Linked DNA regions of Homo sapiens: all the other regions are linked to region 1. A link is a contact called in ENCODE Hi-C or POLR2A ChIA-PET data. All regions are on one chromosome and are shown on one strand. The core of a region is the stretch at or near the end of the contact, and the rest is flanking DNA. Distances in the headings are between cores, read along the strand shown. Region 1 holds the start of OTUD1 (OTU deubiquitinase 1). Region 2 overlaps PRTFDC1 (phosphoribosyl transferase domain containing 1). Region 3 holds the start of DNAJC1 (DnaJ heat shock protein family (Hsp40) member C1). Region 4 holds the start of ARHGAP21 (Rho GTPase activating protein 21). Region 5 overlaps ARHGAP21 (Rho GTPase activating protein 21). Region 6 holds the start of SPAG6 (sperm associated antigen 6). Region 7 overlaps KIAA1217.

The links. A loop is a pair of places that touch in the nucleus more often than their neighbours do. ChIA-PET counts read pairs that join two places held with the same protein, here RNA polymerase II (POLR2A). Pooled maps may share reads with other maps.
Region 2: a pooled map shows a loop between it and region 1 (3-fold over the local background). The contact joins the enhancer-like site here to the promoter of OTUD1 in region 1. A Hi-C loop is called at or near these places in 1 of 37 single-sample maps with no recorded cell type and 7 of 50 pooled maps. POLR2A ChIA-PET finds 5 or more read pairs at or near these places in 1 of 52 experiments (BJ).
Region 3: a loop to region 1 is called in a map of B cell, with 15 times the contacts of the local background. The contact joins the promoter of DNAJC1 here to the promoter of OTUD1 in region 1. A Hi-C loop is called at or near these places in 7 of 168 maps with a recorded cell type or tissue (B cell, CD4-positive, alpha-beta T cell, CD4-positive, alpha-beta memory T cell and 3 more), 7 of 37 single-sample maps with no recorded cell type and 23 of 50 pooled maps. POLR2A ChIA-PET finds 5 or more read pairs at or near these places in 1 of 52 experiments (B cell).
Region 4: a map of CD4-positive, alpha-beta T cell shows a loop between it and region 1 (12-fold over the local background). The contact joins the promoter of ARHGAP21 here to the promoter of OTUD1 in region 1. A Hi-C loop is called at or near these places in 9 of 168 maps with a recorded cell type or tissue (B cell, CD4-positive, alpha-beta T cell, CD4-positive, alpha-beta memory T cell and 5 more), 4 of 37 single-sample maps with no recorded cell type and 24 of 50 pooled maps. POLR2A ChIA-PET finds 5 or more read pairs at or near these places in 1 of 52 experiments (OCI-LY7).
Region 5: a map of naive thymus-derived CD4-positive, alpha-beta T cell shows a loop between it and region 1 (3-fold over the local background). The contact joins the enhancer-like site here to the promoter of OTUD1 in region 1. A Hi-C loop is called at or near these places in 1 of 168 maps with a recorded cell type or tissue (naive thymus-derived CD4-positive, alpha-beta T cell) and 5 of 50 pooled maps. POLR2A ChIA-PET finds 5 or more read pairs at or near these places in 2 of 52 experiments (CD4-positive, alpha-beta T cell and activated T-cell).
Region 6: a loop to region 1 is called in a pooled map, with 3 times the contacts of the local background. The contact joins the promoter of SPAG6 here to the promoter of OTUD1 in region 1. A Hi-C loop is called at or near these places in 1 of 37 single-sample maps with no recorded cell type and 13 of 50 pooled maps. POLR2A ChIA-PET finds 5 or more read pairs at or near these places in 1 of 52 experiments (CD4-positive, alpha-beta memory T cell).
Region 7: a loop to region 1 is called in a pooled map, with 6 times the contacts of the local background. The contact joins the enhancer-like site here to the promoter of OTUD1 in region 1. A Hi-C loop is called at or near these places in 2 of 37 single-sample maps with no recorded cell type and 10 of 50 pooled maps. POLR2A ChIA-PET finds 5 or more read pairs at or near these places in 1 of 52 experiments (activated T-cell).

The regions. Positions count from the first base shown.
Region 1 is chr10:23,437,179-23,440,720 of GRCh38, forward strand. It overlaps OTUD1 (OTU deubiquitinase 1), which reads left to right and starts at 1,897. Exons shown (of 1, transcript NM_001145373.3): 1 at 1,897-3,542. The coding sequence starts at 2,280. RefSeq lists silencers at 1,626-2,215, 2,266-2,605, 2,746-3,115.
Region 2 is chr10:24,900,351-24,903,892 of GRCh38, forward strand. All of the region lies in intron 3 of PRTFDC1 (phosphoribosyl transferase domain containing 1), which reads right to left. Among named protein-coding and RNA genes, the nearest start is that of PRTFDC1, 50 kb to the right of the region's middle. Within about 2 kb of position 1,746, at least 19 of the 41 ENCODE cell types and tissues checked have a DNase peak (open chromatin) inside an H3K27ac peak, as active enhancers do.
Region 3 is chr10:22,001,741-22,005,282 of GRCh38, forward strand. It overlaps DNAJC1 (DnaJ heat shock protein family (Hsp40) member C1), which reads right to left and starts at 1,990. Exons shown (of 12, transcript NM_022365.4): 1 at 1,473-1,990. The coding sequence starts at 1,694. RefSeq lists a silencer at 1,624-1,993 and enhancers at 1,654-2,154, 2,034-2,083, 2,114-2,243.
Region 4 is chr10:24,721,920-24,725,461 of GRCh38, forward strand. ARHGAP21 (Rho GTPase activating protein 21) reads right to left here and starts at 1,968. Exons shown (of 26, transcript NM_020824.4): 1 at 1,643-1,968; 2 at 1-360. RefSeq lists silencers at 748-1,057, 1,118-1,477, 1,498-1,577, 1,668-1,737, 1,768-1,957 and 1 more and an enhancer at 1,501-2,411.
Region 5 is chr10:24,616,177-24,619,718 of GRCh38, forward strand. It overlaps ARHGAP21 (Rho GTPase activating protein 21), which reads right to left. Exons shown (of 26, transcript NM_020824.4): 9 at 3,297-3,542. Among named protein-coding and RNA genes, the nearest start is that of ARHGAP21, 110 kb to the right of the region's middle. Within about 2 kb of position 1,800, at least 4 of the 41 ENCODE cell types and tissues checked have a DNase peak (open chromatin) inside an H3K27ac peak, as active enhancers do.
Region 6 is chr10:22,343,628-22,347,169 of GRCh38, forward strand. It overlaps SPAG6 (sperm associated antigen 6), which reads left to right and starts at 1,869. Exons shown (of 11, transcript NM_012443.4): 1 at 1,869-2,009; 2 at 2,096-2,191. The coding sequence starts at 1,985. RefSeq lists enhancers at 1,718-1,937, 1,898-2,714.
Region 7 is chr10:24,468,456-24,471,997 of GRCh38, forward strand. The region is part of intron 5 of KIAA1217; the gene reads left to right. Among named protein-coding and RNA genes, the nearest start is that of MIR603, 190 kb to the left of the region's middle. Within about 2 kb of position 1,701, at least 8 of the 41 ENCODE cell types and tissues checked have a DNase peak (open chromatin) inside an H3K27ac peak, as active enhancers do.

The sequences.
Region 1 (3,542 bases), core at 647-3,146:
GATGAAATCCAAGGATGGTAATTTCCTTTTTCTAATTAGCCATGAGAGCTTCAAGCTCCCAATGGGGTAGTTACCAGAATTTGAAAAGTTAGACAGTCATTTACCTTCTTCTGAGTTAATTTACATAAGCGGCTGGAGTGACCTGAGCTGGGACCCTGCCAGTCATACTGCCCAAAGATAATTAAAAGCCCTGGCTAGGGTCAAGGGACCTGGATAGTAATCTTGGCTTCACCACTGTCTGACAAACCTTGGAAACTCGCTTTCCATCTACTCATTCACTTAGTAAATATTAATTAGGTCCAATTATGTGCCAAGCACGGTGTTAGGGGATGGAAATATAAGAGCAAGACCCAAGTCTCTCAATTCCTGGAATTCACATTCCACCGGAAAGGTGGGGACCGGAGTACAGCCTACATCACCTACAGGTTCAGTCTCCCTATCTCTAAAATGTTAGGACAACCTCTGGGTTCAATTCGAATGTTTAGGCCCTGTTAATTTAGCATTTGATCACAGCTCAGAATATAGCAAAAGTCTCCCACTACCTCTGGCTTTCCCTTACAAAGGCGGGTATTACAAAAAGACTCGGTAGAAGTATTTTCTATAGTCTATCTTGCCCCGGAATGCAGGTCACGACTTTCTCCACCGCTTTTGACCTCTGGCTAGCATTCACACCTATTCTCAAAGGGCCCTAAGTGATACTGCATTTGGTATTCTGAGAAAGCTTGTTTATAAAAGCCTAAAAGGCTTCCTTGCTTTCCCCCAAGCCAGATATTTGCCAAATGGCATAGGTCAGAGGTGCAAAGTTGGTTTTGTCTTAGCAAGGCAAGAGAATCCACTAGCGGACTCACCCTTACCGGTGAGTCCAAGGAAATGCATAGAAAAGACACAGTGGTAAAACTAGCTGGGCACCTGTAATCCCTGCCCAAGGCAAGGCTGAGGAAGGGGGATCACTTGGGCCCTGGAGGTCGAGGTCGCAGTGGGACATGATGGCGCCACTGCACTCAGCCTGGAAGGCAGAGCAAGACCTTGCCTCAAAAAGAAAAAGAAAAAAAAAAAAAGGAAAAGACGCGGCGGTTCCACGAGTGGTGGCTAGGACCCATAATCCCAACACTTTAGGAGGTCGAGGCGGGAAACAGCTTGAGGCCAGTAGTTCGACACCAGACTGGGCAACTGTGGTGAGACCCTCGCCTTAAAAAAAAAGAAAGAAAGAAAGAAAGAAAATTAGCCGGGTGCGGTGGTGCACACCTGTGGTTTCCAGTTACTCTGGAGGTTGAGGCGGGAGGATCGCTTGAGCCCGGGAAGTCAAGGCTGCAGTGAGCTATGGACTGCGCCACTACACTCTAGCTTCGGAGACAGGTAAGACCCCCATCTCTAAAAAGATAAAAGAAAAGAGGCAGTAGTGAATGCAAGCAGGGATGGTAGCCCATGACCAGCAGAGGCCAAACAGACTTTAAGGCAGCATTCCGTTCTCCACACCCATGCCGGAAGCTTTCCTGCCACGCAAGCTTTCCGAGCATGCTAACTCGCCCCAAGCAGCTCCCATCCCGCAGCATCCACTGCAGCCGCTGAGGAGAGTGGCGCAGCGCAGAAACCAGTGCCCAGTGCCCAGGTGGGGGAAGCGGTCCGTGGGAGTCACGTGGGCGGGAGGCCCAGCCAGGATCCCAGGACTGCTCAGGCCTCCGCGCCCCCGGCCTCGCCCCGCCCGCGCGCGCTCGCGCGCCGAGGGCCACGCCCGTGACGTCGGCGGAGCGCGGTAGGGGGCGGGGCGCGGGCCGGAGTGGGCGGGGCGAGCAGGCGCGACTGAATCGGGCGCCGCAAAGAGCCGCGCATTCCAGTGAGTCCACGTGACGCGGCCGCGAGGCCTGAGGTAAACAACCGCGGCCCCGCCTCCCGGGCCTCCGCGCGCACCGCGCTCCTCCTCGCCGGCGGGACGCGCTCCAACGGGGCGGGCGGCTTCCTCCGTGAGTCCCCAGCGGCCGCCGCGGGCCGAAGCAGCTGCAGCGGGCGCGGCGCCCCGGGTCTGCGGGCCGAGCGCACCGGCAGGGGTCGAGCTCGCGTCCCGTCCCCGCCCCCCTGCGCTGTGGCGCAGCAGGAATTTGGCCGGGACCCGGGCGCTATTCGCGGCTGCTGACTCGCGGCGGCCGGCTGCCTTTCGCTCATCTCTATTCTGGGGCCGTTGGGTCACCGCGCTCCGCCGGCCCCCTCCCCCGGGCCCGGAGGGTGTGTCCCCCGCTCCGGGGCTCGCCGCGCCTATAAGGGGCCGAGCGGCGGGCAGGGACATGCAGCTCTACAGCAGCGTCTGCACCCACTACCCCGCCGGGGCCCCGGGTCCCACGGCCGCCGCCCCCGCGCCACCCGCCGCCGCTACCCCCTTCAAGGTCTCGCTGCAGCCCCCGGGAGCCGCCGGCGCCGCGCCCGAGCCCGAGACCGGTGAGTGCCAGCCCGCCGCGGCCGCCGAGCACCGGGAAGCCGCCGCTGTCCCCGCCGCCAAGATGCCCGCCTTCTCCTCCTGCTTCGAGGTGGTGTCCGGGGCCGCCGCGCCCGCCTCCGCCGCCGCCGGCCCGCCCGGCGCGTCCTGCAAGCCGCCGCTGCCGCCGCACTACACGTCCACCGCACAGATCACCGTGCGGGCCCTGGGCGCCGACAGGCTCCTGCTGCACGGGCCCGATCCCGTTCCCGGCGCCGCGGGCTCCGCCGCTGCCCCGCGCGGCCGCTGCCTCCTGCTCGCCCCGGCGCCCGCAGCCCCGGTCCCGCCGCGGCGGGGCTCCTCGGCCTGGCTCCTGGAGGAGCTGCTGCGGCCCGACTGCCCCGAGCCCGCGGGCTTGGACGCGACACGGGAGGGGCCCGATCGGAACTTCCGACTGAGCGAGCACCGCCAGGCCCTGGCCGCCGCCAAGCACCGAGGCCCCGCGGCGACCCCGGGGAGCCCCGATCCCGGCCCCGGTCCGTGGGGCGAAGAGCACTTGGCGGAGAGGGGCCCCAGGGGCTGGGAGAGGGGCGGCGATCGCTGCGACGCGCCCGGTGGGGACGCGGCGCGGAGGCCCGACCCAGAGGCCGAGGCACCCCCCGCCGGGAGCATCGAGGCCGCCCCGAGTAGTGCGGCGGAGCCGGTGATCGTCTCCAGGTCGGATCCCAGAGACGAGAAGCTGGCCCTATACCTGGCCGAGGTGGAGAAGCAGGACAAGTATCTGCGGCAGAGGAATAAGTACCGATTCCACATCATTCCAGACGGCAACTGCCTCTACCGAGCTGTCAGCAAGACGGTGTATGGGGACCAGAGCCTGCACCGGGAGTTGAGGGAGCAGACGGTGCACTACATCGCCGACCATCTCGACCACTTCAGCCCCCTGATTGAGGGCGACGTGGGGGAGTTTATCATCGCTGCTGCCCAAGACGGGGCATGGGCCGGGTACCCGGAGTTGCTGGCCATGGGGCAGATGCTGAATGTGAATATCCATTTAACTACTGGAGGGAGGCTGGAGAGTCCCACGGTGTCTACCATGATTCATTATTTGGGCCCAGAGGATTCCCTGAGGCCTAGT
Region 2 (3,542 bases), core at 496-2,995, 1.5 Mb after region 1:
GGCTCAAAGAGGCAGAGAAACTAACAAGCCAGGAACTCGGAAGCTCTGTGGGTGATATTTTACCCTTAGGTAACTTAGAACTTTTGCATCTGAATTTTTCCTATCAACTTTTGCAGCTCCATAAAGTTATCCTCTTATTAACAGAAAGGCAACACCTCAGATCCTTCTAGAATCTTGAGTGGAAACAGAGGGAGAAGGAATGTGTGGAATAATTTTGTGAAAGGATAACTTGCTGAAAAATATGATCTTTTTGATATACAGCTCTTTATTCTTTTAAATATTCTCATCAAAGTGATTCACTGAATGAAAAAAATTCATTGAATAAAAAACATTCTACAAACCAAATCAACAAATCTATATAATATTGTTTGCAAGCCAGTTAGTTTGGAAATTTTAGTTCCTACATTTTGTACATGTTTATATTTAGAATTAAAAAATAAATAACCTGGGTAAGTACTGTTTACAAAGACTTGGGCCGAACATTTTATATAAATAAAAATCTATGCATAAAGCTTGTACCTAAAAAGGAAGAGCTCTGTTTCCCAGGCATGACCCTACGAAAGGAGACTATTTTGTGGTAACTTGTCGCTAACAGGTGTTTGCAATTAGATTTTGAAATTTGTGGGTCTGAATATGGAACCTGAAACTGTCAAAGTACAAAGCAAGTACAACTCAGAATCATATTATAGCATCGGAAATGTGTCTAGTTTTCTCGAATTTTTCAGAATCATATGCTTCAGACATCATTACAAATCTAACAGAAAATTGTGTCTTGGTTCCTATATGTATGTGTATCACAAGCCACAATTATAATTCCTCTGTTTCTCACATGGCCAGATCATGCTCTTGTTTCTTGTTTTTTGAATGGCAGAGCAGGGTAACATCAAGTCAATAAGAAAAAAGGAACTTGCAACTATGTAAGAAAGAAACTAAGTGGGTGTTTCTTTGTTGGCAGAATGTCAGCAATTAAGGGTGAAGGAACCCAGCAGGCCTGAGAGAGTGTAATAAAAATAGAAATTATAGATGGAAAGTCTCATTTAAAGAGAAATGACCACCACCACCTCACTTACTAACATACCCTAAAATGTTTTTTATTTTAAAGGCTGAAACAGGAATGTAATCCCAGCACTTTGGGAGGCCAAAGCGAGAGAATTGCTTGAGTCCAGCAGTGTGAAACCAGCCTGGGCAACATAGCAAGACTCTGTCTCTACAGAAAGTTAAAAAAAAAATTGGCCAGGCATAGTGGTACATGTCTGTAGTCCCAGCTACTCAGGAGGCTGAGGCGAAAGGATCGCTTGAGCCTGGTAGGAGGAGGCTGCAGTGAGCTGTGATTTCGCCACTGCACTCCATCCTGGGTGACAAAGAAAGACCCAGTCTCAAATAAGTAAGTAAATAGATAAATAGAGGCTGAAACAAAGCGACTTCATTTCTAATCTTTCACATGATTTTATACTAGTCATGCAGAGAATCTCTTACTGTTGTGTTGGCTCACTCTGCATTTGCAGTGAATTTCTCTTCCAGAACATGCATGAACAGCCAACTCCCCAACCACAGATGGTCTAAATGCACGGTGACTGCCACAGGTATCCACCCACAAGGGCCAAAGCCCCTTGCTGCAATTCCTGCACCCTTTATCTAAGGCGTGGTTGGTTGTTAGGAGGTGGTGGAGAACAGAGTGAAGGGGTGTGTCCTGGTGACGATCCCTGCACAGCTGCAGTGGTTACTGGCAGTGAAAACTGCTGCAGCAAAGGGAGGGAAAGAAGGAAACTGATGGCTCATAGCAATCAATGGATTACTCATCAAAGCTGCCTCATTGCTGGATGGAGGAGGGAGGTGATTATCCAGGATTTTTTTTTTTTCTCCTTAATCTTCCAACTGCTCTTTTGCAAAGCAGCAATCCACATTCTAGTTAGGCATTAATCTCTGCCTGGTTAGTTTGGCCAACTCATAGAGCTGTGGACGGATGCCAATGACTCACTATTACAGGGCCCCACTTTATTTTTATCTGCTCCAGGGCCACAGACTGTAACCTTCAGTACAGTTGATCATCTTGAAAAGGTGCATGTCATTGGAACCTTGAGCAGGAATGAATTCTAGGAAATGTGTAGTTCAGGCCTTTTGCAAAGGAAAGACCCAGTCAACTTCTGTCCAAGATCTGGTGGTTTGGTGGAGTACATCAGAACCAAGACTAGAATCTCCTCCTCATAAATTCCATTGCAGTGCAAACTGTCTTAGGAAAGGCGATTTTTCTAGGTGCTCCAGAGAAAGTTGACTTTTATATTTTTCTTCAAACTTAGAGCAAAGAGAATGACAAATTCAGAGAACTGTCTTTTCTCATCACCCAGTGACAAGGTAACAAGAAGGAAAGTAAAATGGACTCTAACAAGATTACAGTTAGATTTCCTTCTTCCTCATTGCCTTGATACTCTGACATAATTATTGGTTTGGATATTTATTCATTTATTCTTTTGTCAAATATCTGCTGATTTTAAGAAGGTCGTGAAAGACTGAGTTAGATTATTTGGCTCAAGTTTTCTCCTGTGAATTTAATAAGAAAATATAGGGGCCAGATGCAGTGGCTCATGCCTGTAATCCCAGCACTTTGGGAGGCCAAGGCGGGTGGATCACCTGAGGTCACGAGTTCGAGACTAGCCTGGCCAACATAGTGAAACCCCATCTCTACTAAAGATACAAAAAATTAGCTGGGTGTGGTGGCAGGCACCTGTAATCCCAGCTATTCAGGAGGCTGAGACAGGAGAATCACTTGAACCTGGGAGGCAGAGGTTGCAGTGAGCTGAGATCGTGCCTGAGATCGTGAGCGCTCCAGCCTGGGTGACAGGAGTGAAACTGCATCTCAAGAAAAAAAGTAAGAAAAAAGAAAATATAGGGATTGTTGTGAGAAAACATGTTTGCACCTTTTACTAAGGTGCATTTACTAAGTAAATTATTTATTAGGCATCCCCTATAAAGTGAAGACTAATAAAGCCAACGATTGGTAATGTTCTATTTGTTAACTGGTAATGATTATACACAAGGTTGTTCGCTTGGTGGAAAATTCATTAAGCTGAACATTCATGATGTGGACACTTTTCTGAATGTATATTGCACTTCAATTCAAAGTTTTTAAAAGGTGCCAAGTATAGGAAGAAATTAATAGGCACAGCCCTAGTTCCTAAGAAGCTTCTATTTTAATACAATCATCCTACACTATTTATGGAAAACGAAGTCCCAGAGAGTACTGAAGTCTAGAGAGGTCTCACAGCTGGCTTGGGCAGAGCCAGGAGTAGGAGCTGGTCTTCTGGTTTGATATTCTCTTCATTTTGTGTATCCACTCCTTCTCAGGATGAAGTTGTATTCTTTTTTTTTTTTTTGAGACAGGGTCTTGCTCTGTCATCTAGGCTGTAGTGCAGTGCTCCTGGGCTCCAGTGATCTTCTCTTCAGCCTCCCAAGTAGCTGGGACTACAAGCGAACACAACCACACACCCAGCTAATTTATTATTATTATTATTATTATTAATTTATAGGGCTGGGTCTTGCTAACC
Region 3 (3,542 bases), core at 740-3,239, 1.4 Mb before region 1:
ATTTCTGGATAGATTATGTTTAAGACTCTCTTTACGTACAGAATGTAATCAATGATAAATTCTAATTATTCCCAGTATTAAAGTAGTTCTTAAAAGTCATCAGAGCTTCACTAATTATTTTTACACATACTCCATCATTTGCTTTGAAAATGAGATATATAGTGTATCTATAAGCAGGGAGGGGCACCAGGCAACAGATCATAAATATAGTTATTACAAAGTTGCTTGCACATATGAATCTGAAGTGTGAAATGCCTATACTTTATAACTCTTACAAAAATAAAAAATTGTTTCACTCATGGTACCCTGGCAACCCAGCAATTTTATATTCACTGATGGAATGAAAATGCAATGTCTGAAAATTAAAATTCAGTAAAAGTTCAATAGTTCACCCACATTTATGATAACCTATGGGGGAAGGGGATGTGCATTTCATATCTAGTCATGTGAAGTGTGCCTTGAATGGCAACTATCGTAAACATTAATTTTTTACTCCCATAACTATTCAAAGCATTGTACGAAGGGCTCAATCAGATCGTGTGAAGTGTACATTTTTCACCCCATAAGCCTGAAATCAGCGAAATGTTATCTTCTCCTTCGCACAAGGCTTCAGGTAGAGACTGGATATCTACCCTCACTCAACCACCCTCAATGGTAGAACTAAAAAGCAACAAATGGATTTTACAAGTTAATGTCTTAAGCTATAGAAGAAAACGAAATGAAACAAAAGGAAAAGGGGAAAAAAAAACCCATTCCTACATTACTGACCGGGGGCTTCTCTTCCAATCGCATCCCAAGTCCTTTGCTGCTCAAAAAACTTAACACCTCCAACCTGGTTAGACGCTTCAAATTCCTCCAGATTTCTAAACTGCGAAAGCGAAACAAACATCTACCTAACAGGCTAAAAAGATGACGAAGTACAAAGTAAGAAAAACTTTTGCAACACAGACACTGGCCACAGTGCATTCCTACTTTCCCAGAAGGGAAGAGGAGGGGAGGCAGCTGAAATAAGAATAAGGATGAGGTAAGTATCGGTGGAAGATGACAGTTTAGGGTGAGAAGCGGCTGCTCTTTCTCACATTCAGGGGGACAGGAAGGCAAAAGGTAGGTGTTAAATTAAAAAAAAAAAAAAGTCTACCCACACCACTCTTCGTTCTTCCTCCAGCACAGCTGGAGGGGGAAGGCTCTTCCCCAGAACGCCGGAGCAGAGAGAAGGCATCGCCACCCTAGGCTAGTGGCGCCGTCCAGCCTGTCACTGGGGCTGGGACTAGAAAAGTTGAAGCAGGAGTAAAGATCTGGGGAAGACGGACACGTCCTTCCAAGGCTGAGGACCCCGGTGACCCGAGCTGAGGGCAGCCAGAGCCCGGGGTGACCAAGCCCTGCCCTACGTGTCCGGCTGTCTCTGAGGAACCGGGTCGCCTGACGCCTGCCCTGGCCCCTCTCCGCCCGGCCCCGCGCGCCTCCTTGCTTACCTGCTGCACCCCGAGGAACTGGTAGAAGTTGAGCTGCACCTCCTCCACTAAGTCAAACAACTCCAGGTCTCCGCTCTCCCAGCCGCGCGCCGGCGCCACGGCGGCCAGCAGCAGCAGCAGCAGCCACAGCAGCGGCGTCCGCGGCGGCGGCGGCGGGAACGGCACCAGCCCGAGCTGGCGGCGTCCAGGAAGCTGCGCCGGCTGGGAGCAAGGAGCCGTCATCGCGCTGGGCTCGGAAAGGTCACCCGCCGCGCAGCTCCGTTGGCCGAGAGCTGGGACGTGGCGGGCGGCGCTGGCTGTGGGGAACAGCGCCTGTCAGTGAAAAGCGCGGGCAGGCGCACCGGAGCGGCCCGCCAGGTGGCTGGCCCCAGACAGAGCGCGGAGGCGGCGGGAGCCGGCTGCCGGACGGGCGGGTGGGTAGGCGGGCGGGGCCGCAGCCAGCGCTACGTTCCGAAGACCCTCGCCCCCAGGCCTACACACAGCTGTAGAGGCAGCGCCCGGCGCCTGGGCTGCACAGTGGGTGAGGCTTCCCTTCGCCTCAGCCTATCCCAGGCCTCGCTTCCGGTGACATCATGTCTCCTAGCAACCGCGGGAAGGGGGCGTGGCCGGAAGCCTGGACGCCTGGCGCCCCAGATCTGGGCCTGGGTGAAATGCCTCTCAATCACTGGCGCGCACGGAGCAGCTGTACCTGCGCCCACATGGGCTGAGAGACAGGGACGGTTATAGCCATCTCGCGTCCATCTGGAACGCCCCACGTGGACTTCCCCTGAAATAGCTACTGTCTTCCTCTCCCCTAGCTATCGAACACTAAAAGCATATTTGAAGCCTGATTAATTGATTATGGCTTCCATGCATTTAATTAGTCCATCAGCAAAGAAGACAGGACAAGTTGAACCAGGTTCTAAAAGGGGCAAATCTAGTAAGTAGAGAGAGGTAGAGCAGAAAAGGAATTGAAACCAAAACAAAAAGTATACTTCTAATTATGAATTAAGATTTACAGGCATAATACCATAAAATGACCTGGTAGAATTAACAGTTAATAATGGTGACTCAATCATAGTTGGAGGAGAAATGTAGTTTATCCACCTTAGCCCACCTCCAGTTGGGGTTCCTTTGAAAACAGACCTCAATTGAGATGTTTCTGTTTTAAAAGACAGGCTAAAAACCTCCTCTCCCATAACAATGTCTCACCTTCTAGTCTTGCATTGCTTCTGTTCAAGCTCTTTTCAAGTTATTTTCTCCACCACAATTCTCTTGTGTGGACTTTATTATTGTGTGCTTAGCACAATGCATAGCACATGAGAGCACTCAATTAGTTGAACTGAATCCTGTGACTACCTCCCTACCACCATTCCCCCTACCACAGATTTTTAGTTTATTTATTTATTTATTTAGAGACGGAGTTTTGCTCTTGTTGCACAGGCTGGAGTGCAATGACACCATCTCGGCTCACTGCAACCTCTGCCTCCCACGTTCAAGCAATTCTCCTGGCTCAGCCTCCCGAGTAGCTAGGATTACAGACTCCTGCCACCATGCCTGGCTAATTTTTTGTATTTTTAGTAGAGACGGGGTTTCACCGTGTAGGCCAGATTGGTCTCAAACTCCTGACCTCACATGATGTGATCTACCCACCTCAGCCTCCCAAACTGCTGGGATTACAGGCATGAGCCACCACCCCCAGCCTAGTTTATTTTTGGTTATATCAGTTTTCTTAAAGTGAACGTCATCTTTACCAAGTCCCTAAATTAGGTTACTGTTTATTCAATGAACAAAACATCGAAATAAGATGAAATTAATGATCTTAAGCACTACTTTTACATATTATAGTAACATTCATCTTTTCTCCTAATTTGATCATTAGATTAAGTGCAATAAAACCTTTGAAACTGGTGCCATATTGCCACAAATCTGGGATTCTTACCCCGATCTTGTAGCAGACAGCCTAGTATTTCCCTTTTGAGTTTTACCTTTATGTTGTCTGAGAACCTCGGGGACTTACTCCATCTAAAGATAGCCCATCCTCTTTCTAAGGCCATGCTGAAACAGAATTGGATTCTATTAATAATACTT
Region 4 (3,542 bases), core at 718-3,217, 1.3 Mb after region 1:
AGGGACAAATCCTTTGGAGTCCACATTGGACGTGGCGGGGAATGCCACCACACACCCGAAGGGGAAGAATTCCACAAGCAGGCTCCGAGGAGGGGCAGGGCTGTTGAAACAGACAACGTGCCAGGGAATAAAGGTTTTCAGGAAGCGCCTTCAAATGCCTCGCTGATTTCTCGTGACTTCAACTGACTTCGCCTTCTTCTTCCATTTCTGGAGACTTAAAAACAAAGGCGACAGGTCTTCTTGGCAGCCAGTGTCGAGGCCAATTGCAGAAAGCGGTCCCCTTCTTCCCAGTGCCACTCCTGAGTCCTGGAAAAATCCGAATGGGTCGTGAAGGTTCGAGTGTCAGCTCCTAGAGAGATCCTAGGAAAACGAGAAGTTAAAGGTCATGAACTTTCTCCAGGCGCCTATCACTGTCTTGCCCACATGTCCACACCAAGTTCGCGTTTCCTCCCGAGCAAAACAAACAAAAAAAAATTTTAACGTAAACAAACAAAAAGCCTATAAATTCGAGGGGGTGTTTAAAAAAGAGAAATCTCGAAACTGCCCAGCGGTTGCGTCAAACACACCTGGCTGTTATGCAGCCTTCAAGAAAAAATGTTCCCCATTCAAGTGCATTTTAATTCATGTCTTTCCTGGGTAGAGCAGAGGGCTGTGCATGTTGTTTTCTGCATCACCCAGACAGGGACACTTCGGTGAAGTTTTCTCCCCCACGAGGCTGAAATGGGATCACACTTTCCAAGCCCCCTCTTCGCTCCCCTCCGCCCCCCAAAAACGCAAGCACAAAGCCAGCCTGGCTGGGGCCGGCGTGGGCTCGGCGGCGTCTCCGGGTGACTCGGGCGCCGCCCCTCCGCCCCTCCGCCCCGGCCGGCGTCCCCGAGGAGGCGGCTGTTTTCCTTGGCCCGCGGCGGGGCTGGGTGGGGACGGCCGGGGAGGCGTGCGCGGCCGCGGGTGGGACGCCGGCGCCGCTCCCGCTCCAGGGCATGATTCTGGAGCTACACCCGAGCAACTCTGAAGTCGCGGCTTTTCCCCCAACTACCACTCGACACGGCTTCCCTTCCCCTGTGGCCACCTAGGGGGAAAAAACGAGAAAAAGCAAACCACCACCCACCTCCCCACGATTCCCCCGCCCCTTCCTGAGGCGGGTCGGGGACCTCGAGCTCCCGAGGAGAGCGGCCCCAATATGGACTTTCTCAAAGGTGCTAGGAGCCCCGGGGCGAGACAAAACCGGGGGCCTTACCCTTCCCGCCCGCTCGGGCCCGGCGGCCGAAGCGCGGCGGCGAGCTGAAGCGGAGACGCTGGCCGGGCGCCGGGCCCGGCCGGGACGCGCTAGGCCGCAGGCTCGGTTAATATTCATGAGCGGCCCCAGGCGCCCCTCCTCCAAGGCTGGCCGGCCGGACCCCAGCGCCCACCGCCGGCCTTTGTGCCCTTCCCTCCGCCCCGCCGCCCGCCCTTGCTCCGCACACGCGGGCGCGGCCCCTCCGCCCCCGCCGGGCGCCCGCCGCGGGCTCCCTCCGGCCCCGAGCCAGCGCCCGGCCGGGTGGCCTGTGGCGGGAAGGGAGAGAGCCCGCGGCAAGCCGGGCACTCCACGGCCCGCGAGCGCAGCGCCCTCTCGGCTGAGACGGAAAAGAAACCAGACACGCACCAGAGGAAGCGGGACGAGTGGATCCGCACGGGGCTGGCCGGCTCCGGGACAGCGCGCCCCGCCCGCCCGCCCGGCGTGAGCCGGACCCCGCAGCCGGACGATCCCGCGCTGCCCGCCGCCGCCGCCGCCGCCGCCGCCGCGCTCCGAGGCCGCCGCCCCCGGCCGGCCGCTCCCAGGCACCGCCGCGACCTGCCCCGGCCGGCCCCGGGCTCTCGGCCGCCGCAGGAGGGCGTGGGGCGGGGCGGCGGCCGCCGGACTCTCCCCTCGCCTCGCCGGGCCGGGCCGGGGCCCAGCTCCGGCGCCCGCGAACGCCAAGTGACAGAAGCGCCTCGCTCCGTGGCCGCGCGGAGCTGTTTCCCGGGGGCGGATTTCTCGCTTCTTCCTCCCTGGATCCACCTCCTCCCACTCCACCTCCTTCCCCTCCCCTCCCCAGGGGAGGCTCTGGGGCTGAATATTTTCTGTCTTGAATAACACGGGACCGGGGAACCGACGCTGGAGAAGGGGGATTAGCCGGAGGCCGGAGCGGGGTGCTCGCCTGCCCCCTCCCCGTGGGTCGCGGGACCTACAAGCCCTCGCCCCCCAGCACCCCAAAACCAGGCACACAACGCTCCCCGCCCCTGCAGTCTCCCAAGCGCTGAACGGCAGCGTCCAGGGATGGGCTTGCTCCCGGGAAAGGAGACCTGGTGGTAGACGTCTGGGGTGGAGAGGGGGACAAGCCTATAACAGCGACATCTGCAGACTCCAGGGATCAAAGGTCCTAGATTGGGGGACAGGGCTTGGCAAATTGTGCCCCCACCCCTTTTTTGCAGCGGGAAGGCAATGAAGCTGCGACGAGACGTGGGACTTCCAGATAAGGGAGTGTCCCCTCACGCCTCACAGCAAAAATCTCTTCCTGTGGTGGGAAGGGGGAAGTTAGCCAAGCGTTGCTCATTCAGTTCTTTCCCTTTTATAAATTCTGCAGAGCGGCTGAGCGAATTTGGCGCGGCTAGCGGAACTGTGGAGAGGCGGCTGCGCTTCTCTGTCCGCCACACTCCAGGTCACAGCGGCTCCGGAGCCGCGGCACAACCGCCACCCTCCCCACCCAATTCCCGGGCCTTGTCACAGACCCCGGCAGCTCGCTCCGCCCCGCCGTGCCTCACAACATCTCCCGCTGCAAATTACCCAATCGGGAGACGCGACGAGAGAACGCGAACCAATCAGGGGCTGGTAAATCAGGCTTCCCTCCGCCCTCTTCCCCGCCCCCGGGTGAAGGCCACCGCCCCCTCGGCCTCTCCTTCCCACCCCGCCCCGCTCCGGGGAGGTGGCTCCCCGGCTCCGAGCCTCGCGGGGCTGGAGGGGGAGTTGCTCGCAGTCAGAGGCAGCGTTTGTCACCTTGTCACCCTCATCCTCGCCCCCTCCCATACACACTCCCCTCCCCTTCTCGGTGCTCCTGCTGGTGCTGTTGAGGGTCATTTTTATCCTCACTGCGGCCGGGGACTGCCAGCTATTGTGTCTGATCAGCTGCCACCGCTGTCCAGAGGGAAAAAAAGAAGAACAAAACCTAGAAACTGTGGAGTCCTCTTACCTTTTCCTTCTTTCTTTCTACACTCTCCCCTGTAGACTTAGAAACATCCCTTCTCCTTCCCCGCCCGCCCACCACCTGAGGTCCTGTTTCTTTATGGGGGACAGGGGAGCGGGGACAAAAAACACTCCCTGCAGCTGGAGTACCTGCGCCTTAGTTTTTACATCTTCCTTAAAGTGGAAGGTGCCAAACCAAATCTACAACTAAATCCTCCGCTTCAATTCGAGGGAAGACGTTGACGAGATCATTTTTATATGGCCATGAAATTTGCGTGTTCTTGACAGCCTGTCACCAAACAAGTCAGCTAATAATCAAGAAAAGAAAAATAGAATAAAATAC
Region 5 (3,542 bases), core at 550-3,049, 1.2 Mb after region 1:
CCAATATATGAAAAAGACATATAAAGATGATAAGTACATGATTTCTCTTTATAAAAGATGTAAGATGATAAAGTATATGATTTCTCTTTATAAACAGACTATTTGCTAAGACTCAGCCTGAATTAGTATTAAAGAAGGGCTGGGTGCTCATTGCATCGTCCTGTCATATCACCACTGGCACTGAGCCCAGAGCTCCCAAAGGGAGAAACTGGGTATAGGGAATGGTCACCTCTTCCCTTTGGGTAAATTTCAGGGAGCTAAGTTCCCCTGTATGGACAATGTAATCCAGCTATATCTTACCAAATCTAACACTTCTAAATCATCTTGATATGGCAGTGCCAATAAGGCTGTGACCATCAAATTCAATTTAACTTAGGGCTAACCCTCAACTGAGCACACACGCAGCCAATGTTGGGGTAAGATGGAGGAGGAGTCTTAAGAGATATGACAAAACTATGGAGAAAGAAAGTTAAGATGAAACCCTGAGTGTAGGTAACAGTCGTAGCATTTTTGTATTACTAGTAATGAGTGGTATAAATTAGAGAAGTGTAGGAAGTCAGGATTTTAGAACACATTGTAATATCTGCTATTCACCGTGAGATTACTCATGAACAGCTCACATTGTTGAGGTTTGTGTTTACTTATAAAAGAAGTTGAAATTTATTTTCAGGACTTACTATGCAGCTTTATAAAGTGGGGGGTGGGAACAGTAAACAAAATACTGTTAATGAGTAATATTCCAAATTTAAAAACAAAATGTATTCATTTTGTTTTGTATGCCTGTATGCCTCCTGCAACCTTAGTATATAGCAGGGGTCCTCAACTCCTGCGCTGCAGACTGGTACTGGTCCATGGCCGGTTAGGAGCTGGGCCGCACAGCAGAAGGTGAGCAGCGGGGGAAGGAGGGCGAAAGTCAAATAAGATAGGAACTAATTAGAGAGTACTTTTATTCTTAGTAAATAAAATTATTTATTTACATCAATCTATATGTATATAGAATTATACAGATCTTTATTTTCTATTTTAGCCAAAATCTTCTCTTTAATAACATAATTGTTTTATTTCTATACTTCATAACTAGGAAGAAATATTAACAGATATATCCAGCACATTTTTTTACTACTCCAATGTAATCTGATTATATTGTTGTTATTATGTAGGAAGAAAATATGATGCCACTGTTCTGATAAGATCGCATGGGCCTGTGAAACAGCCACAGGTTGTAAGATTTTTTTACATTTTAAAACTTCATAAAACAATCATTCGTCATCAGTTGCCTTCTATAAAATATCTATTCTAGATGATGTATAAGATTCCATCTACAACAGGAGTCTACTATTTGCTGAGCTTGGCCTTAGGGGTATAGATATGAATATGGGTACAATTTAGGTTGAGATTCCCCACAATGTTGACAACTTGAATATATCCGATTTATAAAAAAAAACATAAGCTGTGTGGAACTTTTTAAAAAAGCTTTTAGTGTCACCTATCCAATTAAGTGTTTTCTCAAGAAACATTTTTAAAGCTATCAATAGCTTTACAATTGATAGCTTTAAAAATGTTTCCGTAGAAAAGAAACAACAGTCCTCAACAGCTTTAAAAATGTTCCCGTAGAAAAGAAAAACTCAACTAGTACTCAAAGAGAAGCATATTATATTGTAAAATGATGGAGAACTCTTTTCATAAACCCATGGGACACCAGGGGGACTACAAGTATGGCCTTGGTTGGTGGCAAAAAGAGAAGGAAAAAAGCCCCTGCATCGCATGCCTCCAGGGGGCGCTCTTCACAGGCATTCCATATAAATGGCGTGCTCCCTGGAGCTGTGCTCTGGGACGAGGCTGAATGAGGCAAACCTAGAGACCCTGTCTCTTATCACTTACTATGCGATTTTAGAGATGTTATTTAGCCTCTCTATACCTTAAATTTCTCACTTATAAAATGAAGATAATATTAAGGACATAAGTCATCACCTGTTAGCAGATGATGTTTTAGAGCTGCACAGTCATGATGAGAACTGTATTGTTGTGCTATACATTTAACCAGCATTTCAAAATTGTCTTTCAGCCATTATCTCAACAAATACTTACTGAGTGAATTCTTTATGTGCCACGCAGTGTTCTAGGCATTAGGGACACAAAAGTGAACCAAAGATTTTAAATCTCTGCTCTCATGTAGTTTATGTTTTAGTTCTACTGAGAAACATGTAACAAAAAAACAAAACATGTCAAGTGGAAACAGTAATACGAAGATAAATAAAAAAGCTTAAGGGAAGAGAATGTCCGTTTCTGTGTCTGTGCGTGGGATACCTGTTTTAGATAGGTGAGTCACAAAGCCTGCTTGGATAAGATCTTTGAGCAGAGACCCAAATGTCATGAGGAAGACAGAGGCTTGTTAACTATCTGTGGAATGTATACCAGGGTTAGAAACCAGCTGTACCTGTCCCTGTAGCAACACACACCTGACAGCAAGGAGGCTGGTGAGGCTGCAGATGGGATGCACATGGAAGATTGTGATAGGAGATCACGAAGTAGGATCTCTCTGACACCATCAGAGAGGGAGTTGTGAGGCAGACCATGGAGGGCCTTTCAGATCACGGGAGGATTTTGCATGCTATTTTGGGTGAGATGAATGGGAAGGAAACAGAGGGTTCTGCACAGAGGAGTGGTGTGATCTAATTGACATTTTTAAAAACATCACACTGGCTGCTGTATGGAGAACAGATCTGGGGTGGGAGGGAGCAGACAGAAGACTCAACAGGACAGGTGCCGGCAACTGTGGCACACGCTTATAATTTAAGTAACTTCTCTAAATCTGTTCCAGGATTTATAGTATGGCAAACTAACTTGACAATGAAGAGGTCTTTTCTCTCAGTACACGTTAAATTTACAAAGAAATATGTTTTAGAAAGTAAAAGCACTGTTTAAATGAAAGGTTGGTAACTAATTATCAAAACTGTTCCACTTGGTTTTTCATTCACCTGAATCAACAATTAGGTATAATTTGCTTCGCTGATTTCCTTAATCTCAGGAATTTGTTTCATCAAAATAAAAATTTGAAATGGGTACTAGGTACATGAAGTTTTTGTTTTTTTTTTAAAAAAAGGAAAATTGGTACTAGAAATAACTTTTAAAGAGGTTTGTGAAAGCTCTGGTTGAAGCACAGCTTATGAGATTCACTAGAAACATTTTAAAATCACAGTGTAAGACTTCTATGCCTATTGAACTAGAAATAATACTTTTCTGGAAAGATTTCTTATACATTTGGCATATTAGCCAATGACTCTAAATGAGCTCACCTATAAATGGGATGGAAGCCAAAGAATCGCCAGGCGGACTGGTACTCGAGGCTTTTCTTTCCTCCATTCTTTTTATGTGGACCTCTCGACGTGCATCATTGGGCAGCCAGCAGGTAGTGTCTGACCCGGTCTCCTGGTCATTTACTGCCAAGATGTAAGACTGATGCCTTAAAGGCTGCGGTGTCTGGCGTCCAGATGGAGGTTTTTCCCTTAGGATGACAGCTTCTTTATTATCTAAAGTATCTG
Region 6 (3,542 bases), core at 619-3,118, 1.1 Mb before region 1:
TAAAGAGCAAAGATCAAGCTTCTTTAATATGTCCAATTTCAGATATGAAGTAGGCATCCTATATTATGTTTTATCAGGAATAATACAATTTAACTAAAAGATATTGTTAATAACAGATACTCAGACTCTAAAGTAATTTACATAGCTTTTGAACGTATGTTTTCAAAGAACTTAGTAGCATCCCATACTGTGTTATGTTTATAGGTTTAGACCTCTCCCCCTCTATTGAGCTCTTAACACTTTTAAAATGGAAAACAAATAGTAAAGCAGTTGCTAAAAATGGCAGTTGGAGTAGCTTAAGAGTTTGAATTGTTTGTTTAAGGACTGAAACCAAATATAAAAACTTTTAAGGGGATTTTTTTTCATCATTCAACAAGGAACTGAAAATTACAAGGCTTATTTGCAATCTTAATTATTTACTCAATCTGTTTCCTCCCACGTCTCTAAATGGGAACGCATAACTTTAATTTTAAAGGACATATTCCCATAGGGAAATATAGATATCACTGTAAAACTTACGACTTTGAATTAAGTAAAAAGATTGTGGCCATCACTGGCTTTTGAGCTGCAGAAGCAGAAGACATGTACCTGCCCTTCGGGGGTATTAGGGACCCGACTAAACACACTTATTCTTCTCTCTGATTGCTGGACCATTCCCCAACTATTTGGAGCTCCACAAAGTATCAGGACTTCATCAAGAGCTCAGTGAAGGGTGAGATCTCAAAGATAAATATAGAGGACTCATTCCAAATATAGAACCAGTTAAGTTTGCATGCTCCCTTCTGTTGAAGAAATATCAAGGGGTTTCCTGTCTTGGCACTACTTAGCAGCAGCTGCGGCTATGTATCCACTTGACATCTGGTGAAATTGTAGTTTTTGATGGAGGAACATTTAAAGTTGACAACTGTCATTGAAACAACTGGTATATAGTTTTCAAAGACAAGCTAGAAACCAGTAATAGACTAAGTACTTCAATTTTGTTAAAAGAAACTGGGTAAAGGGTTCAAGTTATATAAGATAGGGAAGTCTGGTTTTCCAGGTAAAGGTTCTCTCTCTTTTTCTGTTGGAGATGTCATTCATCAACATAACGAAGCCTAAATTTAAAAGACTAAGACAAAATATTTACAAATCACATAAAAGTGAGGAAACAGCAAAATTAGTAGTCATTAGGAGAAAGCCAGGGAAGACAGGACATTCATCACATCCTTTCCTCATCTGCTTTCCTCACTGAGTCTCTGAGTGCTCATTAAATGCTTTCAATACAGTGTAATTAAGTGTGTGAACATGGTTGTCATGCTCCTCCAGGAATCTTGAAACCAGGAATGCCAGGTATATAACAGCGGGTTACAAAAGAAAACACGGATTCCTAAATCAGTGTTTTACTGTCAGTGCAGTGTTAAATGTCAATGCAACACTTAAGTTGCATTGACATTCATGTGTTGATCGGATTGTACAATGTGACGTGTGAGATTTCTCGGGACCGTCGAAGCTCAGACAACTCCAGGGCTGCAATTTACTCGTCTGGCTGCCCTCGAACCAGGCTCCCTTGGCGCGTGGGGCTCTCCCGGCGCTTGGTCCCGACCCGCGCCGCAGTCAGGATACCACGGCAATCTGGGGTCGCTTTGTAAGGAGCTCCGACCTCCGGGCAGTGCAGGGATACTCGACGGCGCGCGATGTCCCGGCGGCTCCGCGAGCCTGGCGCGCTGAGAGCCCCAGCAGTCCGAGTCCTCGAGCTCGGGCGTCTTCGCGCCGCCGCCCCGCTCAGTGCGCCCAGGCACCGCGGCCGTGACGTCACGCCCGGGACTGGCCGTTGCAGCAAGACGGCCGCGTTCCGGTTCCGGTAGGTTGCCCGGGAGACGCGGGTACACAGAGAAGCGGCTCCCGTCGGAGGCCGAGTCGTCGCCACGATCGCCCCCTTGGTGGACTCGCAGGCCGAGCGGCTTCCCCGCAGAGCTCGAGGAGGGCAGACGGCGGCGGGGGCGCCATGAGTCAGAGGCAGGTGCTGCAAGGTAGGGCCGAGGCGGGCAGGTGCCCTAACTAGCTGGCGCCGAGGAGACCCGGGTGCGGTGGGCTCCACCGACTCTCTCTCCCGCAGTGTTCGAGCAATACCAGAAGGCCAGGACCCAGTTCGTGCAGATGGTGGCGGAGCTGGCGACTAGACCCCAAAACATCGAGACGCTGCAGAACGCGGGTGAGCCCGGAGCCCGAACCCCCGTCGCCCCCCGCGCACTGAGTCCCCGACGCCTCCGCCCCGCTGCCCTGCCCGTGGAGCTCTTGGGGAGCCGCAGTGTGGGGACCGGAGTTCGCAAAAGCATCCATTCTTTTCAGCGGGTCTTTGGGGGTCAGGCCGAGAGGGTGAAGCTTCCAGATGGTTGTGGGAGGTGCGCGTTGTCCCTGTTTCCATCTTCATTGCACACAGGCAAGTGTCAGGTTGAAAGTCGAGGCCCTAGGAATTGCCTGGAGTCATTTTACGTGAATGGGACTCTACCCTAATGAGACCCATTTTATCCAAGTGCCATTTTGCATGCCACCCTGCCTTTGATCACCTTCGACTTCCTCACAGCAAAGCAATTCCAGTGGTTTAGACGTGATTTCTCGTCTTGCTTTAGTGAAAGGGGAATGATATGCTTGAATCTTTTCCAAGAAATTCCAAGTAGGTAGAGACCAGACTTTGCGAAATCCTTATGGCGCGTTCCTTCTACTCCTCAGTCCGGACTCTTGCAGATGTGAGAGGGGGAGAGAGGGGGAGAGGGAGGGAGAGAGATCTTCTTATCTCATAACATAAACTGATAAGAGAAAATGGTTCTTCTTCTTCTTCTTCTTCTTCTTCTTCTTCTTCTTCTTCTTCTTCTTCTTCTTCTTCTTCTTCTTTCTTCTTCTTCTTCCTCTTCTTCTTCTTCTTTTCTTCTTTCTTCTTTCTTCTTCTTTTTTTTTGGATGATTCTACCACCATCTGAACTGTAAGGTAGCATTTTATCACTACTGTGTCATGAGAAATCTTCAGTTTATAGGATGTGATCTTTAAAACTAACACATAATTTAAACAATTAACATGTTGACAGCAAGAATACTTAAGTGTAATGATTACTCTGGGTTTCTTTGAGGGGAATTACTACTGCACCTATGTGATACTTCGTTTTGTCACTAGGATTTTTGGCATTTATTCCTTGTGTGTTTTTATTGGGGGGCATGTATTTACAATAAAGTATATTTTATAATCTTCTAAACGCATTTTAGTTTGAAATAATTGTAGATTCACAACTGTAAGGGATAATACAGAGAGATCCCGTGTACCCTTTTCTCAGTTTCCCCAATGGTAACATTTTTCAAAACTGTAGTGCAATATCACAAGGAGGACATTGACATTGATAAAAATTCGTTGATCTTATATAGGTTTCCTCCTTTTAATTGTTCGTGTGTGTGTGTGTTTTGTCCTATAGAATTTTATTCCGTGCGTATCCACCACCAGCACAGTCAAGATACAGAACACTTTCATTGTCACAAGGATCCTCTCTCTTGCCCTTTTATAGCCACACACACCTC
Region 7 (3,542 bases), core at 451-2,950, 1.0 Mb after region 1:
AATTCTGCCAAGACTTCCAACATCTAAGTCACCTGTGTTGATAGAGACATTCAACCTCAGATTACCAATTCTGTCACAACCGAATGTTTGTATTCAGCGCCACTGTGGATAACTCAGATTGATGGTGACTCTTTCGGTGACCCTTTTGGATGATGGCAAGATTATTTTGAAGTGGACAGGGCAGGGAAGACACACAGGATTAGCTCCAGATCCGGGCTGCTGACTGTTCATGGCAAGCAGCCGTCCTCATTGGCTGAGGTCCCATTCTGGTTGGTTGGTGTCCATGCCATACTGGATATTAGCTGTAAAATATTTCGACTATCACTGGTGTTTCCCACATGAATGCCCAATACAATGTATCAGAATTACTTTTAGTTAATTGTTATATTTCTTTCTAATCTCATCTATACATACCACTAGTAAATCTATTGAGATATTCTAGTTAGATCTTTAAATGTTTCATTTTAAAGGTTATTTATATATCTCCTAACCATTTTTTGCATGTCACCAAGCATGTTTTTAAAATACCTATGTAAATACCTTTGCTGTTTTCAAAGAAATGTACTCAACTTTTTATGAATTTAAATAAATTTTACATTTTCTTTTTACTAATATTATTTATCCTTCTGGACAGTTCTATACTCTCTAGAATATTTTATTTTATTTTATTTTACTTTATTTTATTGGAGACAGAGAGTCTTGCTGTGTCGCCCAGGTTGGAGTACTGTGGTGTATTCTTGGCTCACTGCAACCTCCGCCTCCCAGGCTCAAGCAATTCGTGTGCCTCAGCCTCCTGAGTAGCTGGATTACAGGCGCATGCACTGCGCCTGGCTAATTTTTGTATTTTTTTATAGAGACAGGGTTTTGCCATGTTGCCCAAGCTGGTCTCAAACTCCTGGCCTCAAGTGATCCGCCCACCTCAGCCTCCCAAAATGTTGGGATTATAGGCGTGAACCACTGCACCGAGACCCTAGAATCTTAATGTCCCTTTTTACACTCCTGCCAAAAAGAGGAAAGCTTCTGCTGGTTAATTGGGATCGTAGTCCCCCAGATAAAGATGTACTCTGAAGGTGGCTAAGGAAGGAAAAGAGAACAGGGAATAGTGACTGACCTAGTTAGGACTGTTGTTCATACCAAGAGGGTTCTAGATATTATATTGATTGATTGATTGATTGAGACAGAGTCTCACTTTGTCACCCAGGCTGGAGTGCAGTGGTATTATCTCGGCTCACTGCAACCTCCACCTCCCGGGTTCAAGCAATTCTCCTGCCTCAGCCTCCCGAGTAGCTAGGACTACAGGTGCATGCCACCATGCCCAGCTAATTTTTGTATTATTAGTAGAGAGGGGGTTTTGCCACGTTGGCCAGGCTGGTCTCGAACTCCTGACCTCAAGTGATCCGCCTGCCTCGGCCTCCCAAAGTGCTGGGATTACAGGCCTGAGCCACTGTGCCCAGGCAGTTCTACATATTTTAAATATTTTTCTGGAATTAATAACAATAATGACAACAGTACCTACCATTTGTTGTATGTGATTTGCCTTGGACACTGTGTAATGCTTTATAAACAGTGGCATATTTGAGTCGATGTGATGAATTTATCTCGATGTTTGTTTTGGTTGGTTATTGCATTGTGTAATCTGATTATGTGGAGAATTTGCCCACATATCCGCTGCTCGCTGAGCCAGTCCCTCCTGTATTTTATGACCTGTGAAGCCCTGTGCTGCTTCCTGCTGAGCCATACTTTGCTTTTTATTGAGCCCTGAATTGTGAAGGCAGAGTGAGAGAGGTATTTATAGAGGATCCGTGTCGCTCTCCTGCAAAACCTGTGTCACGCGGTTGCCCAGCCTCCCTGGAATGAGCATCAGTCAGGTGTATTATCATGCAATGACCTTGGGACTGTTCCTTCTGGTCTAAAGCACTGAGCACCTGAGTCATGAGGGTGTCCAATGAGCAGGGAGGTCCTCATGGGCTGGAGCATCAGGGCAGGGGCCATGCAGAGCAGACGCACCTGGAGCCTGACCTCGAACCTTCATATGGATCCCCAAGAACTAGCACATGGGGAGAGAGACCCTGGAGTGAGGACAGCATCAGGATATCACAAGTTAGGTTTAGAGAAGGGAGAACAGATTAGCCTATCATAATGGGAGCTCTGTGTGTGTTTTGGGAGGGGAGTAGAGAGGAAGTGGAGATAAAATTGTAATTGTGAGGGAGGAGCCTGCATACTCCAGGGGGCCCAGAAATAGCCCCTATAGGAGCCAAGAGGCCAATTCCGTGGTGCCCAGGTCATGTATTCAAAAAGGGCTCCCTTTTGTTGCTACATATTAGCACCTTATTTGCACTTCTCATTGGTCACTTTCATTATGAAATCCACTTGTCTATGTAAAACTTGCAGGGCAGGGATTCTACACCGCTGGATCCTTCCAGGAGCAAGATAAGGAAGCCATGGGAGTCCCACTGGTTGTTCCTGCATTCTTATCTACGAAGTTTAAGAAAGAAGGTGCCCTCTCCATGGCGCTTGGGAGTTTCCATGGAACTTGGGGGCTTCTTTAGAACTGTATCCTAGAATAACCCCAGGCACTTACCAAGTGCTTGGTAAATACTCTTTACTACATGCAGTGAATTTTTGTGATAAAGAAGCAGTTAGTTTGTATCCTGTGCATTAGGCTCTGTTTCATTTTCAACCTTCTCCTGGTGCCTCTACTATCCCTACTGTCTTCCACATCATCCACATCATGGGGTCTCTTGGCTGCTCATCTTGGTTCTTGCCATTCAAGCCCCCACCTCTTTCCTCGGGTCCCTCCCTCATCCACCCTCCAACCATTTATACCCTTCTTCTCTGTCACATCTCCTGGAAGTCAGGATAGGGACTGTGGGCTCCTGTGACCTCACCAATAGAACTTGAAGAATGGATGGAGCCTGTCTCTCCTTCCCTCAGTTATTTGGAGAATCTCAGTGGTCATTTCCCCACTGCACCTTGACCAAAGCAAAAATATATGAAATCATCATATCCTGAGTTATTTTTTTTTTTATTCTACTCCCTTGCTAAACACAGTAACATAGTTGCAAATTACAGTTGACCATTGAACAAGGTGGGAGTTAGGGATGCTAAGTCCCCCACACACAGTAAAAAAAAAAATCAGTGTAGAGGCCAGGTGCAGTGGCTCATGCCTATAATCCCAGCACTGTGGGAGGCCGAGGCAGGCAGATCACCTGAGGTCAGGAGTTCAAGACTAGCCGGGCCAACATGGAGAAACCCCGTCTCTACTAAAAATGCAAAAATTAGCTGGGTGTGGTGGCACATGCCTGTAATCCCAGCTATTTGGGAGGCTGAGGTAGGAGAATCACTTGAACCCAGGAGGTGGAGATTGCAGTGACTGAGCTGAGATTGCGCCACTGCACTCCAGCCTGGGAGACAGAGCAAGACTCCATCTCAAAAAAAAAAAAAAAAAAAAAAAATCTGTGTAGAACTTTTACCTCCCCGCAAACTTAACTACTCACAGCCTACTGTTGACCAGAACACTTACAGATGACTTGAATGGTCGA